Linked DNA regions of Homo sapiens: region 2 is linked to region 1. A link is an interaction called in ENCODE POLR2A ChIA-PET data of the cell type or tissue named here. Cell type or tissue: HepG2. All regions are shown on one strand.

Region 1 (8,000 bases):
ACCCCTGTGATGGGAGGCCCCTTCTCTGTCTGTTATCCCAGGTGCGCTGCAGGGCTGAGGTGGGCAGAACCCGCCCTGTCCGTTTTGGGTAAATTCCTTCCCCAGGAGCTGTGGGAGCATCTGCAGGCAGAGACGGGGCAGGCTTGCTGTGGTGGCGTTGCCATTTGTCACTGTTACTGTTTTTTAATTCAGGAAGCACATGCACAAAGCATGCATGGAGCTGCTTCGTGGAGCAGACGGCGCCCCCCGGGCACCTCAGAGGGTCACACAGGGAGCAGAGAGCCAGCCTTGCGGCCTCTGGCCTCTGCAGGTGCAGCAGCTCCCCGACCTGCCCTCCCCAGCCCTCCCCTCTCCACGCCCCCCTTTAACCCCTCCCCTCCTGCCCTTTCCCTCCCCTCTCCACGCCCCCCTTTAACCCCTCCCCTCCCGCCCTTTCCCTCCCCTCTCCCCTCCCCTCCCGCCCTTTCCCTCCCCTCTCCACACCCCTCTTTAACCCCTCACTTCCCGCCCTTTCCTTCCCCTCTCTCCCCATCTCTCCTCTCCTCTCCCCTGTCTTGAAGTCAGACAGTCACATCACAGCCCCATCCTGTTTGATATCCCCAAGAACCCAGAGATGCCGTGTGCAGACCCCTACCCTCCTCCCTCATCCTGCCATTTTCAGGGTGCCCCTATATGTGGGGCCCTCTCTGCCGTGTGCCTCTAGCTGGAGGCAGAGGCCCCAGCAGCTTCCCCAGGCTCCCCATGGCAGGGCACAGACCTCACCCCTGGGATCTACCTGGGGTAGAGGCAGGGCCACTGGCACCTCCCAGGGCTTGGGCCCAACCTCCCTGGTGGCCTGCGCCCGTGAGTCTGGCAGGGTCTGGCCATGCAGGTCCCTCTGTTCTGGGCGTTCTGGGCCTCCTTCTCCTGTCTCTCCCGTGATTCCATGGGCTGCCCACCGTTCCCTGAGAAAAGCAGGCAGAGGTGGCTCCTGCCACTGTCACCAGAAGCCAAGTTTTCAGGCCAGCACTGCCCTCCCCCTTTAGGAACCAGGAAATGGAGGCTCTGAGAGCCAGTGGCATCCAGCCCTTGGGCTGTGATGGGCAGGGGAGCAGGGGCAGCCTGATGCCCAACCCAGGGGGACGGCAGGGCAGACACAGTCCTGAGCCCCTGTGTGCAAAGTAAGTGGGGGACACCGATCTAAACATACGAGTTCAGGCCATGGTGGCTCACGCCTGTAATCCCAGCGCTTTGGGAGGCTGAGGTGGGCAGATTGCTTGAGCTCAGGTGTTCGAGACCAGCCCGGGAAACATAGTGAGACCCCCCATCTCTACCAAAAATTAAAAAAAAAAAATTGGCCAGGTGTGGTGGTGCACACTTGTGGTCTCAGCTACTTAGGAGGCTGAGGTGGGAGAATCGCTTGAGTCCCGGAGATGGAGATTGCAGTGAGCTGCACTGCACAAGCCACTGCACTCCAGCCTGGCGACAGAGTAAGACCGGTCTGGAAAAATAAAATACAAACACGGGTTCTTGGAAAACCAGGACGAGGGCTGTGAACAAGGACGTTGCTGGAGTTGTGAGTGCGCTGTCACGTGAACAAGAGGCACCACTCGCCCTGTCCGAAGAGGCTCCCTGCTGGGGCGGCCACGACAAAAGGGAAGGTGTTCTCGGCACAGGGGTCGGGGTGGCCAAGACCACATGGCAGAGACCCGGCAGAGGACCAGACAGGATGGAGCGGGGTCTGGCGGGGAACAGAGCTGGGGGTCTTGAGCAAGGGGAGACCCCATGGGGTAAGGGAAGCTCACCAGAAAAGAACAGAACACCCACCTAAGTTTCTATTTTAAATAAACAATGAATTTTTAAAATAGAAATATGCCCCCAAATTGGATGGGTCATACACTAGAGATTGATTTGTTGTTAGTATGAAATGAGAATTTCACTGGGTGTTAAGTATTCTTATGTATTCCCTCTGGCCACCCTACCCAGAGGGTGAGGGACAGACCCTTGGAGCTCAACTGGCCACAGGGAAGACCCCTGCCACGGCTCACCCCTGCCCTGGGGGTCCTGATGTTCCCACCTAGGGCAGCCACCTCCCTCTGGGATCTCCCGGCTCTTTCATCCCAAGGTCCTTTCTTGGAGGTGACAAAGAGGGGCAGAGGAAAGCGCTGAGCCTGGCCCCACGCCAGGGCCCCCTTCCTGGAGGAAGGCAGGGCTTTACCTTGGTTGGCCCGGCTCCCAGGTGGCAGGTGGCCCCTGGCTAGACGCTCTGAAGGCCCCTGACACTTCCAGCATCCCAGCCTCCTGCCCAGGCTAGGGGTGCTCCTGCCTTGCTGGGCACCTGCAGGGCCTTAGGCTAGGCACAGAGAGGCCATGCGGCTCCCGGGGCAGCCCAGCCCTCGGCCAGGCCACCCGCCTGCACTGAGGCCTCTCTGCTCCCCGGAGCGGATGATAAATGTCTGCCAAGCAGTGATTACAAACAGTGCAGCTGCCGGTTACAGGAACTGTGGCCGGGCGGGCGTGGCTCTGCCGGCAGTTGCGAGGGCTCAGGCTTCGTCCGGTGTGGAGACTTGACTGCCCCCCTTCTTTTTCTGGAGGGACAAAAAGACCAGATTTATCGTGGCCATAAGAAATCGTCTGAGCACTTAGCAGCTTCCCGCCCCTGGTTTGAGGGGAAGTTGGGGCTGTGGGGGCTGAGATGGGCTGGCCTGCGGGGAGTGGGGGCTGGCCAGCTCCCAGAATCCCCCTTCCCGAGGCTGCTCCACCCACCAGGAGCACAGGGAGGCTGCTGCTGGGGGAGGGGCTGTGGCCGGGAAGTGCCCCCGCCCCCTTTCCCCACTGCCCTCGCTCAGCGAGGCTTTTCTCCTGGGAGAGACGGAAGAAGCCCCGACCAGCCAGGACAGGCTGGGGATTTAGGCCTCAAGGTTGTCCTTGAGGCCCAGGATGTCCAGCGGCAGCAGGCTCCCCTCCCGGGCCAGCCTCTGCCCTGCAGATGGGTGTCCCCTCTCCCAGCCCGGTCCTGTAAGAGTGGCCTGGGCCACATGGCTTCTCCCCTCTGAGCCTTGGTTTCCTTTCCTGCAAAATGGACAAAACGGGTGGATTCCAGGGCATCTGCCAGGCCGCCGAGGACAGCTCCCGGCCGTGGGGGGCTCACCCCGCAGGAGCCACTGTGATGTCCTGCCCCTCACTGGCCTCCTGGGCCCTGAGGAAGGAACGGAGGGGCAGGCTCTGGAGCTTGAGGGTGTGGGCCTCGGGGGCTTTGGGTAGACAAGCTGCCACACGCCTTCAGTGGAAATCGCAGCCATCGGAGCTGTAGGTGATCAGACTCCAATATTCAAAATAATCGGCGGGCCTGAATTTCCATACAATAACTGTCTTATTAAATCTAAATTTAATGTGTATTTGGAATCCTTAATTTAAAGTGTTACTGCACCCACCATCTGCTCCACTCTCTAAATACAAAAGCAGCCAGCACATAACTCAGTGCGGCAGCGGAAAAGCGCGGTCCCGGGAGCGGCGCGCGCCACTACTGCTGCTGCGGGTCTGCCTGGCCTGGCCGGCTCTCCGAGGGCACCAGTGACCCAGGCACTGCAGAGCCAGGCGGGAGAGGTGTCTGCTCCTGACCCAGCCTTCAAGGCTGCAGGAGCTCTGTGGCTGCCTGGCCCTCCTCCCTTCCCGGTGGGGCTCTGGTAGGCCTGGGCTCTGAGCATCGCGCCTGGGTTCGGGCCATGCCGCTGCCTGCCCGCCCTTCCCTCTTGTGTCCTGGACACCCTGCAGAGCCTGCTCCTGGCCATCTCCAGCACGAAGACTTCCCCTGCTGCCCTGACCACTGCCCTCTGCCTCCTCCCTGATGTGACGGGAGCCGGGCCGCTAGGTGACCCCCTGGGGTTCCTTTCCTGTGAACTCACTGGTACCTATGGCTGTCTCTGCAGAGGCCACCCACCCTGGACCCTGGACTCTGAGCCGCCAGCCCTGGCCAAAACCACCCCTGGCTTGGAAGGGAGGGCAGGCGGCCCTGCCTGGGGCCAGAGTACCCAGGGACAGCCCCTCCTCCACCAGGGAGCCCCTGGCCTTGGGCCAGCCCCCGTCACCCCAGCTCCTCCCTGTGACCAATAACGTCCCATGGGTGGGACTCCCAGTCCAGGCCAACCCTTCACCATGCCATCCTCTGCAGGATGAAGTTAGAGCCCTTGGAGGGGCCAGTGTTGCCCCCAGAGCGTCTTCACCACAGAGGCGAATGCATTGGGGGCAGAGCCACGTCTCCACCTCTCATCCCTGTGCCCCGGCCGCTGGGGACGCAACTGTGCAAGGAGCCACCACCCACCTGCTCACGTGCAAGCCCAGCTGAGCCCCCCAGACCCCACTCACGGCCAGCCCTGTGAGGGCACCCGGCCCGGCTGAGCCCCCCACAACACCAGGTCCTCACACAGGACAGTGGCGGGAGGGCACAGCTGCACGACCTGATTCAGATTCCCATCTCAGCTCCACCACTCACTAGCTGTGAGGTGGTTGTTTTTTTTAGCTTTTTAAAAATTGTGGTAAAATACACAAAACACGTGACCATTTTAACCAGTGCAAAGTGTACAGTTCAGTGGCATTAAGTACATTCATAACACTATTGTGCAACTAACACCATTATCTAGTTCCAGAACCTTCTCCCACAAAGGAAACCCCGACCCCATTCAGCAGCCACCCCCACACCTCCCTGGCCGCCACCCCCAGGTCCTGGCCACCCCCCTCCACCGTCTGTCTCCACAGAGTTGCCTGCTCGGGGCCTTTCATATCGATGGAGTTGGGTACACGCGCCTTCCCTCACTTAGCAGAGTCTTTTTTCTTTTTCTTTTTTTTTCTTTCCTTTTCTTTTTTATTATTATTATACTTGAAGTTCTAGCGTACATGGGCACAACGTGCAGGTTTGTTACGTATATATACGTGTTCCATGTTGGTGTGCTGCACTCCTAGCAGAGTCTTTCCAAGGGTCATCCGCGCTCGTGGCTGTGAACATTCGTGCACACGTTGTGCCAGGAGGGAGCGGCCGGGTCACGTGGTGATTCTGTGTTTAACTTTTTTTTTTTTTTTTTTTTTTTTGAGACGGAGTCTCACTCTGTCGCCCACGCTGGAGTTCAGCAGCACCATCTCCGCTCACCGCAAGCTCCGCCTCCCGGGTTCACGCCATTCTCCTCCCTCAGCCTCCCGAGTAGGTGGGACTACAGGCGCCCGCCACCACGCCCGGCTAATTTTTTGTATTTTTAGTAGAGACAGGGTTTCACCCTGACCTTGTGATCCGCCCGCCCCGGCCTCCCAAAGTGCTGGGATTACAGGTGTGAGCCACCGCGTCCTGTGTTTAACTTTTTAAGACCCGTTTCTGCTGGGTGTGACTGCGCCATTTGACCTCCTCTCTGACCATAAGATTGTGAGCCTCTGGAAGCCACGATGTTCCCGTCTGCTAATGGGAATCATCATCTCTCGGCAGCACGAGGAAGCCAGAGGGAGAGGATGGGGTCGGCTTCGCCGAGGGTGCGCACCACGGCTCTGTCGCCATGGTGACCCACGAGCCTGGCCTTTGCAGGAAGCCCCAGGCCTGTTCCACCATCTGTACATGCTGACGCCAGGTGAGCTGTGGAACTGAACAGAACCAAAGGGACTCCGATGGAACGGCTGAGGGCACTTCTGGCCCTGAGGCTCTGCTGAGCCGTCGCAAGCCCATGCTGGGCGGTCACGCCTGTCTCATCGTTGCAGCAGCTGGTCTGTCCTGATGCTCCAGGTGGACGCTTCGTTCTTGGCTCGGCCCGTGGAAACCATGAAAAGTGGAGGTCCTGTGTGGGGCATCTGCAACATACCAGCCACGGAGCTCGGGGCTCACAGTAGCTTCTCAGTAAATACTGAATGGACGCCTGGTTTCCAGTTTCCGTGACACATTGGTAAGATGGCAATCGTTACCCTGTTTTACAAAATCTTAGACAAGTTAAGTGACTCTGAAAGTCCCCCGGCCAGGACATGGAGCTGGGACCTGGTCTCAGGCTCACCTGGCTCCCGACTGCTAGGCCGCTGTGCACATGTGTGCAGGTTGCTACTGCACATGGGCACTCAGCTGAAGGGGAGAAAGGGGCGAATCTCCAGTCCCCATCCTTTCTCCCTCCCCGCCATCACGTGCCAGGCACTGCCTTTGCCCAGGGGCTCCTTGTGATTGTAACAGAAGGCCGAGTGGCCTGGTGGGTCCGGGACCCATTCTGTGCTGCTGGCTCACCCTCCACACAGCAACACCACGGGCACCGTTTCCACGGGCACCATTTCCACGGGCACCATTTGCTTCTGTTGCATGACAAGGGTCGGGCCGGAGAGAGGCCTGCGTCCCTGACCAGAGCCCATGAGGGAGGAAGCGGCACAGAACAGCACCAGCCTCTGTGTGGGGCTCAGGCCGTGGGCTCAGGCCCTCCATGTTCTGGCTTCCAGCGCAGGAGGAACAGAATGGGATTCTGCTGTGGTCGGTCCTCCCTTGCCAACTGGGGAGGTGGTCATTGTCCCATACAGAGAAGGAGACTGAGGCTCCGGGTGGCCAGGATGTAAGCCCAGGCCCCTTGCCCTTCACGGTCCTCTCCACTCGACCCGCCCATCTTGGGTAATTGTGGTGTTTGGATCCAGCTTTTTCTCAGTTTTTGGCACAGAATCCCTCAGCGAAACCCTTCAGGGGGCCTAGCGTGTGTGTCGGGCAGCTGAGCTTCCGCCTGTCCTGAGCAAAGCCCGCCTGACCAGGCGTTTCCCGGGGTGTCCTACACACAGGCAGTGCCGTGTGCTTTGTAAAAATGGCCACTTTGAGCCCCCATACCTTGCTGGTGGGCACCGGCATTATCCCATTTTACAGAGGTGAACACTGAGGCCGAGAGGAGCTGAGCTACACCCCAAGGCCTAATGGGGAGCACCCCAGGGAACCCCACACCTCCCAGCCCGAGGCCCGGGCCAGCACCTCCCCGGGCACAGCCGTGCAGCCTCCCCGCCCCCTCAGGCTCCTCTCTGCAGCATTTCCCCAGGAAGTTGTACATATTTTTACGGAGCTGGTTCTCCGCCCGGATCACAGCCGCGGTCCTAGCAGTAATTGACTGCTCTCTAATCAAATTGATTTCCATTCCAATGAGTCCCGCCGTCCTCTCCATTCCGGGAACGCTGTTTTAGCAGGCAGAGCTCGGTACAAACGCACCATCAAACTGCACAACGCAGAGCGCACCGCGGTCCTCTCTGCCACCCAGTGACAGCTAAATGGCCTGAGGGCTTAGGCCTGGCCACTCACTGATGCATTCCCACTCAGGAGGGGCACACACCCTGGGCTCATCTGCATCTGATGGGAGGGCTTGGTGTGTATTCAGAGTGGGTCAGAGTGATGGGATTTATTTCCCATCGAGTCCCACCAGAGCCTCACCTGTCCCTACTCTGCTGGGGCTGGCCCGGCCGTTGCCTTCTGTTCCTGTAGTCCCAGCTGCTCCTCTCGGCTGTGGCCCAGCATGGAGCTGGCTGGCTCTTCCTCCTGCACACTCCAGCCTGGGACTGAAGGCCCCTGGAGTTTCCACATAGGCTGACCCCAGAGTCGACTCCGTCTAGGCTATTTCTAGGTCTGCTTAGACCACTGCCTTGGGAGCACAAGAAGGCGGGGGGTGGTCCTGAGGCTGTGAATGCCCACGGCCCTGTGGTTCCTGGCGCCTGACAGACCCGAAGCCCATCAGGGCTGGCAGGGACATTCATACTCAGCCTACTTCAGGTGGGTGAGGAGAGGGGTGGCCTGCCCAAGGCCCCAGGCCCCCTGCCGCCCAGCTCCTGGCCCGGCCCCACCACCTGCACCCTCACGTGGTGTTCCCAGAAGCCGGAGCAACTTGGCGGGTGCCTTGTGCAGGTGGGGGACCTCCTGGGACTCTCCAGGCCTTCCTGGGTGACCACACCTGTGGGCGGAGTAATGGGGGTCTCCAGGTGTCTCCTTCTCTGTCCCATCAGAGGGAGCCTGAGTTTTAAAGCCAACGCAGCAGTCCCTCAAAGCT
Region 2 (8,000 bases), 99 kb after region 1:
CTACACCACTTGGCACATCCACAGTTGGGGGAGGCCCTGGGTGACCCCTGTCCCCATTCAGAATGGGGGACCCCAGCCCCAACAGAGTGAGTCATGTTCTTCTACTTTCCCTCTTCATTTAGGAGCCACGGCCGACCACTCAACCTCTATTTTCTTAAAAGCTTTTTTTTTTTCTTTTTTATTAAAAAAAAATCCAATTATAGCACAAATCTCTCAGCAGGGGTCAGTGTGGAATAAGAATAGCCAAAGTTAATGGACATGACACAGGCAAGATTAATGCCTAAAGGGTTTCAAAAGTTGTGTGATACGGATTTCATTAACATTTTAATTGTAATGTATCTTTTTAATCTTCTCTCACCCTAATGGATTTATATCCAAAAAAAAAAAGAATAAACTGCTGACAACAAAAAGTATCAATATACAAAATTTAACAAAGGCGCTTAGCTGTGCAATGGAAATGAAATTAAATGAGCAAAACTCTGTTAAAGCTGATTTTTTAACAGCACAAAAGTCAAGAATTCAGCAAAGATGGTACTTCCCCTTTCTTGGCACAGACACCAGCTGGGTGGTAGAAGGGAGATGGGCACAGCCCCCGAGGCAGATGCCCAGGGCCTGGGTGGGGGCCCTGGCCAGAGGGGATGCCTCAGGGGTCCCTGGGAGGAGGAAGATGTGGGACAACTTCCTTCTGCTCCGATCCAAAGGCAGGGCCAACGCTGACTCCCTCCAAGACCGCCGCAGAAGAACCAAGGAAGGCCCACAGCTGCCCCCTGACTCTAGGCAGTGCCCAGGAGTGAGAAGGTAACTCCTCCAGAAAACACCAGCCCACTGGGCGGAAGCCCCAGGACAGTAGGGGTGGGGAGGGAGCATCTGAAGTGTCCCTGTAAAGAGGGGGGCACTAGCATTTTGTGGGGTGGGGGCTGGGTTGCTAGCAAGTCTTCCCTCAGCAGGCACCCAGCTCCCAACGCCCTCCATGAGGGACCCCAGGCAGCTCTGGCCAACAGCACAGCCCGGATTCCAGCCTCCAGATTCCAACATCAGCTCCTGAAATGTCCTCAAGCCTGACTATGGAGGGCTGGGGGGACTTTTATTTTCAATCAACAAACATTTCTTGAGGCATGACTATGCGGAGGCTGATGCTCTACCCCTTCACAGACTACCAGGGAGGCCACCCCCAGCCCAGGGCCGGGCTGCCCTCGGGGCCCCGGTGGCTGAGCTGGGGCCGGCCAGCCCTGGGCTTGGGAGGCATCTCTGCAGCATGGCTTTGCCGTTCACCCCAGTGACTATATATGGGCACTTTCAGGCCCCTCTGTTCCCCGCCCCCAGCCCTGCCTGCTTCCCAGGCACAGGGGCAGGAGCTGGGCGGGCCCAGGAGCTCGCGGCCGCCCATGGCCCTGTGCCCTCCTGGATGCCAGGGCCCCGCACTGGGGGAGGGGAGATTCCTTTAGAGAGACCCGGAGCCAGCCTCTCCTCCCTGTGGGTCCCTGCAAACAACCTCTGGAGAAAAGCCTGCCTCTTGTTCTCCCGGGAGACTCCATGGCGGCCTCCTCTTAAAGGGTAGTGAGCCTTACATGGGATTCAGTGGCTTCACTGGCCCAACAGCCCCCAGGCCAGCCCCAGCCGGCATGAAGGCAGAAAGGCCGGGCTGCCCACATTCAGCCTCCAGCTCCTCGGAGGAGGCAGAGGATGCTACTCTGTAGCAGGACGGCCTCAGGGAGGACGGGTTCCTCACTCAAGGTCACACAGCCTGGGCTGGGCGTTCTCCCAGGAGACCTGAGCCCAGGGTTCTGGCTGCCAAGTGCTCCAGTGAGGACCCAGGCCCAGCAAGCAGACACTGGGGATGTGGTGGGGCCCCAGGAGCCCTGGGTCAGGGTCCCAAATGCCCTCCCCTACTCAGACTAGCTCCCAGGCTGATCCCCTGTGTGGACAGGGGTGAGTGCCGGTCCCGGAGTTCATGTCCCCAAATGACAAGCAACCAATACTTCCAGACAGATGCCTTCACGCCTGCCCACTGCGCTCTGCTGAGACCCTATACAAGGGTGTGTGCTTCCAAAACCCAAACCGTAAACAGCAAACGCAGGAAGGCCACAGCTGAGGGAGCTAGGGCTCCCAGCAAATGGGCAGCTGCAGGTGACACAGTAAGGAGCCCCAGCCAGCCAGGAGGCATATTTTACAAATGATCTCATCTCACCAAGAGCCAGGGCTGGTGAGAGCAAGGATTTGCTTAAAAAAAAAACCAACAACAACAACAAACAAAAAAACAGAGGTCACCAGGATCCCTGCCCCGCAACAGAGGCGGAGGCAGGCGTGGAGCAGCAGCCCCTGGCCTGGGTAACCTCGCTCCCCGGCCCCCACAGCCAAGGCCCAAACAACCTTCCAGTCACATCTCCTCTGTGACTCTGGACAGGCTGAAAGGGAAACGAGATCCACCTGGGGATTAGGGGGCGCCTCAGGGAGGCCGGTGTGGGGGCCACACACAGCTCTGAACTGGGGCCCAGTGGGGAGACAAGAGTAGAGAAACGCTGGCCAAGCTCCCCCACCCAAGGCCCGACTGCCCACCTCTGGGAGGACCAAGGGCGTGCCCAGAGAGGGTGCCAGGAAAGGAACGAAATGCTGGGGAGAGGGCACTTCGGGGAAGGCCCAGGACCCAGGGAGCTGGGTCTGCAGACACTCACCGCCGGGGAGCCTGACCGGAGATGGGGTGAGAGGCCCCAGTGAGCCAGCTCTACACAGGTTCCCAAGACCCCTCATCAGCCCCCAGTGAGACCAGACCCAGTCAGACCTCACAAACTCCCGCACCTGCCCACATGCATCAGACGGCGGCTCAGGTCCAGCGTCCAGACGGGCTAGCGCTACTTCTCTCCTGCCTTGGAGGGCGCTCCACGGCCTCACACCACAGGGCTTTGCTTCTCCTTCGAGCCACGCCTGGAAGCCCAGCCCCAGGTTTCCTCAGCCCAGGCCAGAAATGTCACCCTGAAGTGGAAGGTGGCCTACCTTGTCCTCAGAACCACAATGGGAGGCTGGTCAGCCTGGGCCACTGAGGCAGGGACATGTGCTACCAAGGTGAAGGTGGACTGGGCCGGAGGAGCAGCAGAGTCAGGGGGCCCCATAGTCAAGTTCCCAAATGTGTTCGTTACACTGGGGTCTGTAGAAGGCCTTGGTTCTCCGGAGAAACATGCTGGTGTATCCTGGGGTAAGGGGTGCCACCTGCTGCCCCCCTGTGGACTCCGACCCTCATCCCACCGGCCACAGTCCAACTGGATCTCGGAACCCACTGCGTGACCCTGCAAAGGGGATGGAGTGACCCCAAGGGGCTGTGAGATGCAGAGAGGCAGCCTGGGGACAGTGTGTGGAGGTGGCTAGAACAGGGCTGGCTGAGGAAGGAACATGGGCTCTGCCCCACTGACGGTGGCTGGGGCCACTGGGCACTCGGTGCCCTGTGCGTTCCAGGGACACAGGTCAGAGGCACAGACCTCAGAGGAAGGGGCACAAGGTGGAACCTTGGGAACTCAACATCCCGAAAAGGACAACACCTTGGTTCCCCATTCCATCCCTCGGGCCTGGGAGACCACACTGCCCACAAACCAGGAAAGCAGGACTCCGGAGGCAGAGGCCAAGAGGAGTGCAGGCCTGGAAGAACCGCTCAGCACCAAGATCGTCACTGTTGTTTCATGAATAATGCAGCCTCATGCTTTAATTGGAAAACAAAGGGAGGATTGAAGAATTTTTTAAAAGTCACCACTAGCCCCCTGCCCAGGGCAGAGCAGCCCTGCGAACCCTTCCAGCAGCCGGTGGTAAAGAACAGAGCCTGTTCTCGCAGCCTGTAGCAGCCCAGCTCCCACTGCTCCCAGCAGGAGATCTCCCGGGTGGCTCCTCCCCGCCTTCCCGCCAGGCCAGGGCCAGCACCATCGAGCCCTGGGTGTGACCACTGCGAAAGGATCCCTGGCCACTAAGAAGTGACAAGTGATATCTTGTTCCACTCTCTGTGCCCATTCCAAGTGGCTTTGCCGAAAGGACAGGGGGCCACCACCTTGGGTGGCAGCTCCTTTTATTTCCTCCCCTTGGACTCTGGCCCAGCTACCACCCAACAGTGACCCCAGGGGAAAACGCCAAGAGGCCTCTTTAAGGGAGGGGCTGGGAAAGGCCCCACAGAGGACCAGAGGGGTGCTCCAACGGTGGCCGGGAGAAGAAGGGGTGGGTGGCTGAGAGGTGGCGGGTGGGGCGGGGGCTGCCTGAACCCTGACCTAACTCTAGGCGCCCCTGCTGGGGGGTGCTACAGGCTAAAACACCCTGCAGAATGCTGAGCTGAGTGTCCCACTGGAGAACAGGAGGGAAGGAGGTCAGGAGCCTGCCAGACGAAAAGAGGGGTGGGTGAGAAGAAGGGGCGACCTGGAGGGACACGGACTCTGGCAGGAGAGTGCGGCCGCGCTGGCGGGCGGGAACACCAAGGTGCACGCGCTCCCGGAGGCAGCTCCACGGGATGGGAGTCCGGGCTGCCTTGGGCACCCCCGGGTCAGCACCCCCGCCACACACAGGAAGGAACGCGCAGCAGAGAACACAGCTCAGGGCACCCAGCGGCCCAGGGAGACGGGCCCACCAGCACGTGGGTGAAACACCTCCAATCCGGAGGCCCCGCGCGGGGGTTGGGGGAGGGAGTGGAACGGCCTGGGAGGCCAACTCCAGGGACCCGGCCTCGCGGCCTTCAGACCCACAGGTTTAAGCGGCTCCACGACGAGAGTCCAAGACCAAACTTCCCCCAGAGCCTGGCAGAGGGGCTGGGAGGTGACCTCTGACCTCCGACCCCACACGATCCCAGCAAGAGAAGCAGGAAACTCCGTCGGAAGGCCTCGGTCCGCCCTGGCCGTGCGGGGTGCGCGGCGGGCCCCGGGCTCCGCTGAGTTTCTTAGAGAAGGAGCTGGGGCCCCCCGACCTCAGCTCCGCAGAGGCACAGAAGCTGGCAAGAGGCAGAGCCCCCTCCCCCTGCGGCCGGACCCCAGTTTCTCCCCAGGCTGGGGCCCGAGTGGGGGAGGCGCGGGAGGCGGTGACGACCCACGAACGGGCCCACCTGGACCGGGAGGGCGAGGCGCGGGCCCGGCTGGGCCAGGCAGCTGCGCAGATGCGCCGGGAGGGGTGGGTACCTCCGCCCTGGCCCCGGGCCAGTCCTGCCCCGGCTTCCCCACCCGGAGGGCTGGATCGGCCAGTCGGGTCCCTGGGGAGGCCGCGCGGGTCCCCAGAAATCCAGGGAAACCCAGCAGGCGGCGGGGAGCGCCCCGGGACGCCCGGAGCCGGGGTCTCCCCGAACGCGCGGCGCGGCGTCCCGGCCCGGGGTCGCGGGCGCCTCCGCCGGGACCCCCCGGCCCCGCCCGGCCCCCCTCCGCGGGCTCCCGAGGCCGGTTCCCGCGCGCACGCCCGGGCCGGCGCGGAACTCGGCCGCACCCGCCCCGCGCGGCCGGCACTGCGGCAGGGGGCTCGCGCCAAGTTGGGCGGCCGCGGAGTTTGCGGGAAGTGCGGGCCCGGCCCGTGGGACGACCCCGCCCGGCGGCGTAACCCGGGGGCGGCCGCGCGCGCCAAGTTGGCGGTACCTGCGGGCGCCCGGCCCGGTCCGGCCTGGGCAGCTGCGGCGCGCCGCCCGCGGCAGGAAGTGCTTGGCGTCCCGGCGCTCCGGCTCCCATGGACTTTCTCCGACCTCGCCCAGCACCGGCGGCCGCACCGCGGCGGGGGCGGGGCGGCGGCGGGGGAGGTGCCCGCGGGCCGTTAAAGGGACAGCGCGCCGGCCGCGCGCGCGCGCGCACTGGCAGCCAGGTGGGCTCCCGGGGTCGGGGCTGGGGTCCGGGGGCCGGGAGGGTCCCCAGTGGGGGCCGGCGGGGCGTGGGGAACCCCGAGCGCTGGGGAGGGGAGGCGGCAGCTCCTCGCCCCTCGCGCGTCCTCCTTCCGGAGCTGCCGGCGGTCGACCCTGCGCGGGACACCCGGCGGGAGCCGGACGCCGCGGCGCAGAGGACGGAGCTCGGCGGCCGGGTCGGGAAAGGACCTGGAGCGCCGCCCTCCGCCCTCCCCGGGCCCCGGCCTCGGCCGGACTCGCTAAGCCCGGGAGAGCCCCCGGGCCCCCCTACCCCGCCCCCGGCGCGCGCCCTGCCCGCGGCAGTCGCGTCCGCACGGTGCAGCCTCCGGGATCCGGGCGGGGGAAGTGCGCGCATCCGCAGCCGCCCTGGACGCTCAGGCGGGCCGTGAAAGACGAGGATACGGGAGCGCCCTTGGGCGAACGTCTGCGGGGCTCCGGCGCCCGTCCCTGCGGCCCGGGAACTGCAAGCTGCCTGGACTGGGCCTGGCGCTGCCTTCAGGCCTGGTGTGATCCGGGCGCACTGGGGCGTTGACAGTCATTCCGGCACCGGCCACGCAGCTCTCCATCTGCCCAAGGCCACGCTCCTGAGGACAGAGGTGCAGTTTTAAAACAAGGGCACGGAAATAAAACGGCCACACACCCGGAAAGACCCAGAGACCCCTCCTCAGCTGCCCCCTAACCTGGGGCCTGAGGTCAGGACAGGCTGCAGTGGTCCTCAGAGGCTAAGCCAGCCTCACTCCCACAGCACGCTCAAGGGTCCTTGCAGGAGAATGGAGTGATACCGCCTCAGTGGTCCCGAGCGAGGGCGCTGGGAGAAGGGTTGAGAAGGAGATGGCCACCAGCATCCCAGAGAACGCCTTTGGGGCTCTGGGGATCAGAAACCTGGGGCTACAGCCCTTCTGGCACAGTCAGCCAAGGTCATTCCCTGGACAAATCATCAGAAGCTTGGCCAGGTTCTTGTCACCCCAACCTCAAGCTAGGCCCTTGATCTTGGCCACAGACTGGCCCTTGACCCCAACTTTAGGTTCTATTCAGCTCTGCGTCCAGAACACACACACACACACACACACACACTTCACTCCCTGGCTTGCCTTGTATGGGGGTGAGTATGGAACCCCGCAGGGACTCTGGGCTCTCCCCACAGAGTCCCATCTAGACCTAAATGCAGTCCCAGGTCCCACACCCCAACCCCCCTCCCCCCACCACTGCCACTTCCAAACCCGCCCCGCAGTCTACTGTGGGAAGGAGGTGGGGTAGGAGGGTTCTGAGTGCCTCCTACACCCAGGGCATGAGCTCAGCAGCCTCAGGGTTCTGGTGCTTCCTAGGCCTGACTTTACAATCTCTGCAGGATCTCTCAGTGAGCATAGCTACCCCAAGCCCCTGAGAATCGTGAATCCCAGAGACAGATGCCTGGAGCTGCTTCCAGCCCTGGGGCAGGCCTCAAGGGGCTACCCACTAGGACCCGTGGCCCTCCAGGGATGGGAATGATTGTTTTAATCACTTTTATTTTCTAAATATTAAAGACATTCTTCCTTAGTGAAGGATATTTGGAAAGCATTGAAAAGTGTTTAGAAGATAGCGGATAAGCAGAAATCAATTCCCCAATTTCTGTGTGCCTATACGTATGTACACCAACATATATTTGCACCTTTTAAAGCAAACCCTGCATCCCTACTGAATTCCAGGCCCGTGCTACTGAGTATGTACACCTTACCGCATTTAACGTTCACAACAGTACCATGAGGTGAGCTCTGTTTATTCCTTTTTTTTTTTTTTTTTTTGAGTCCGAGTCTCACACTGTTGCCCAGGCTGGGGTGCAGTGGCGCGATCTCAGCTCACTGTAACCTCTGCCTCCCGGGTTCAAGCGATTCTCCTGCCTCAGCCTCCCGAGTAGCTGGCATTATCGGCACGTGCCACCACGCCCAGCTAATTTTTGTATTTTTAGTAGAGACGGGGTTTCACCATGTTAGGCAGGCTGGTCTTGAACTCCTGACCTCAGGTGATCCACCTGCCTCAACCTCCCGAAGTGCTGGGATCACAGGTGTGAGCCACTGCGCCCAGCCTTATTCCCGTTTTACAGCTTAGCCTGGGGCTCACTCAGGGGTCCCCAGCAGGGCCTGGGCTGAGTGGGGCTCACCCCGGGTGCATCCTCCGCATCTCCTCC

What was found. ChIA-PET counts read pairs that join two places held together with the same protein. Peaks named below come from ENCODE experiments on the same cell type or tissue, not always from the same donor. Only the 100,000 strongest peaks of a DNase experiment are listed, where the experiment ranks them.
Region 2: POLR2A ChIA-PET joins it to region 1 with 35 read pairs; 4 of 35 experiments call an interaction of 5 or more read pairs at or near these places.

Annotation. Positions count from the first base shown.
Region 1 is chr9:135,990,395-135,998,394 of GRCh38, forward strand. No RefSeq gene overlaps it. Among named protein-coding and RNA genes, the nearest start is that of UBAC1, 33 kb to the left of the region's middle. RefSeq lists enhancers at 532-1,209, 1,887-2,564, 2,525-2,584, 2,565-3,242. In HepG2, a CTCF peak has its summit at 3,843; DNase peaks (open chromatin) are centred at 407, 2,497, 2,767, 4,017 and 1 weaker place; H3K4me3 peaks cover 2,988 bases.
Region 2 is chr9:136,089,610-136,097,609 of GRCh38, forward strand. It overlaps NACC2 (NACC family member 2), which reads right to left and starts at 5,680. Exons shown (of 6, transcript NM_144653.5): 1 at 5,580-5,680. RefSeq lists enhancers at 924-1,616, 3,696-4,387 and silencers at 5,593-5,722, 6,043-6,142. In HepG2, CTCF peaks have their summits at 234 (motif pointing right) and 3,216 (motif pointing left); a DNase peak (open chromatin) is centred at 4,622; H3K4me3 peaks cover 3,063 bases; H3K27me3 peaks cover 461 bases.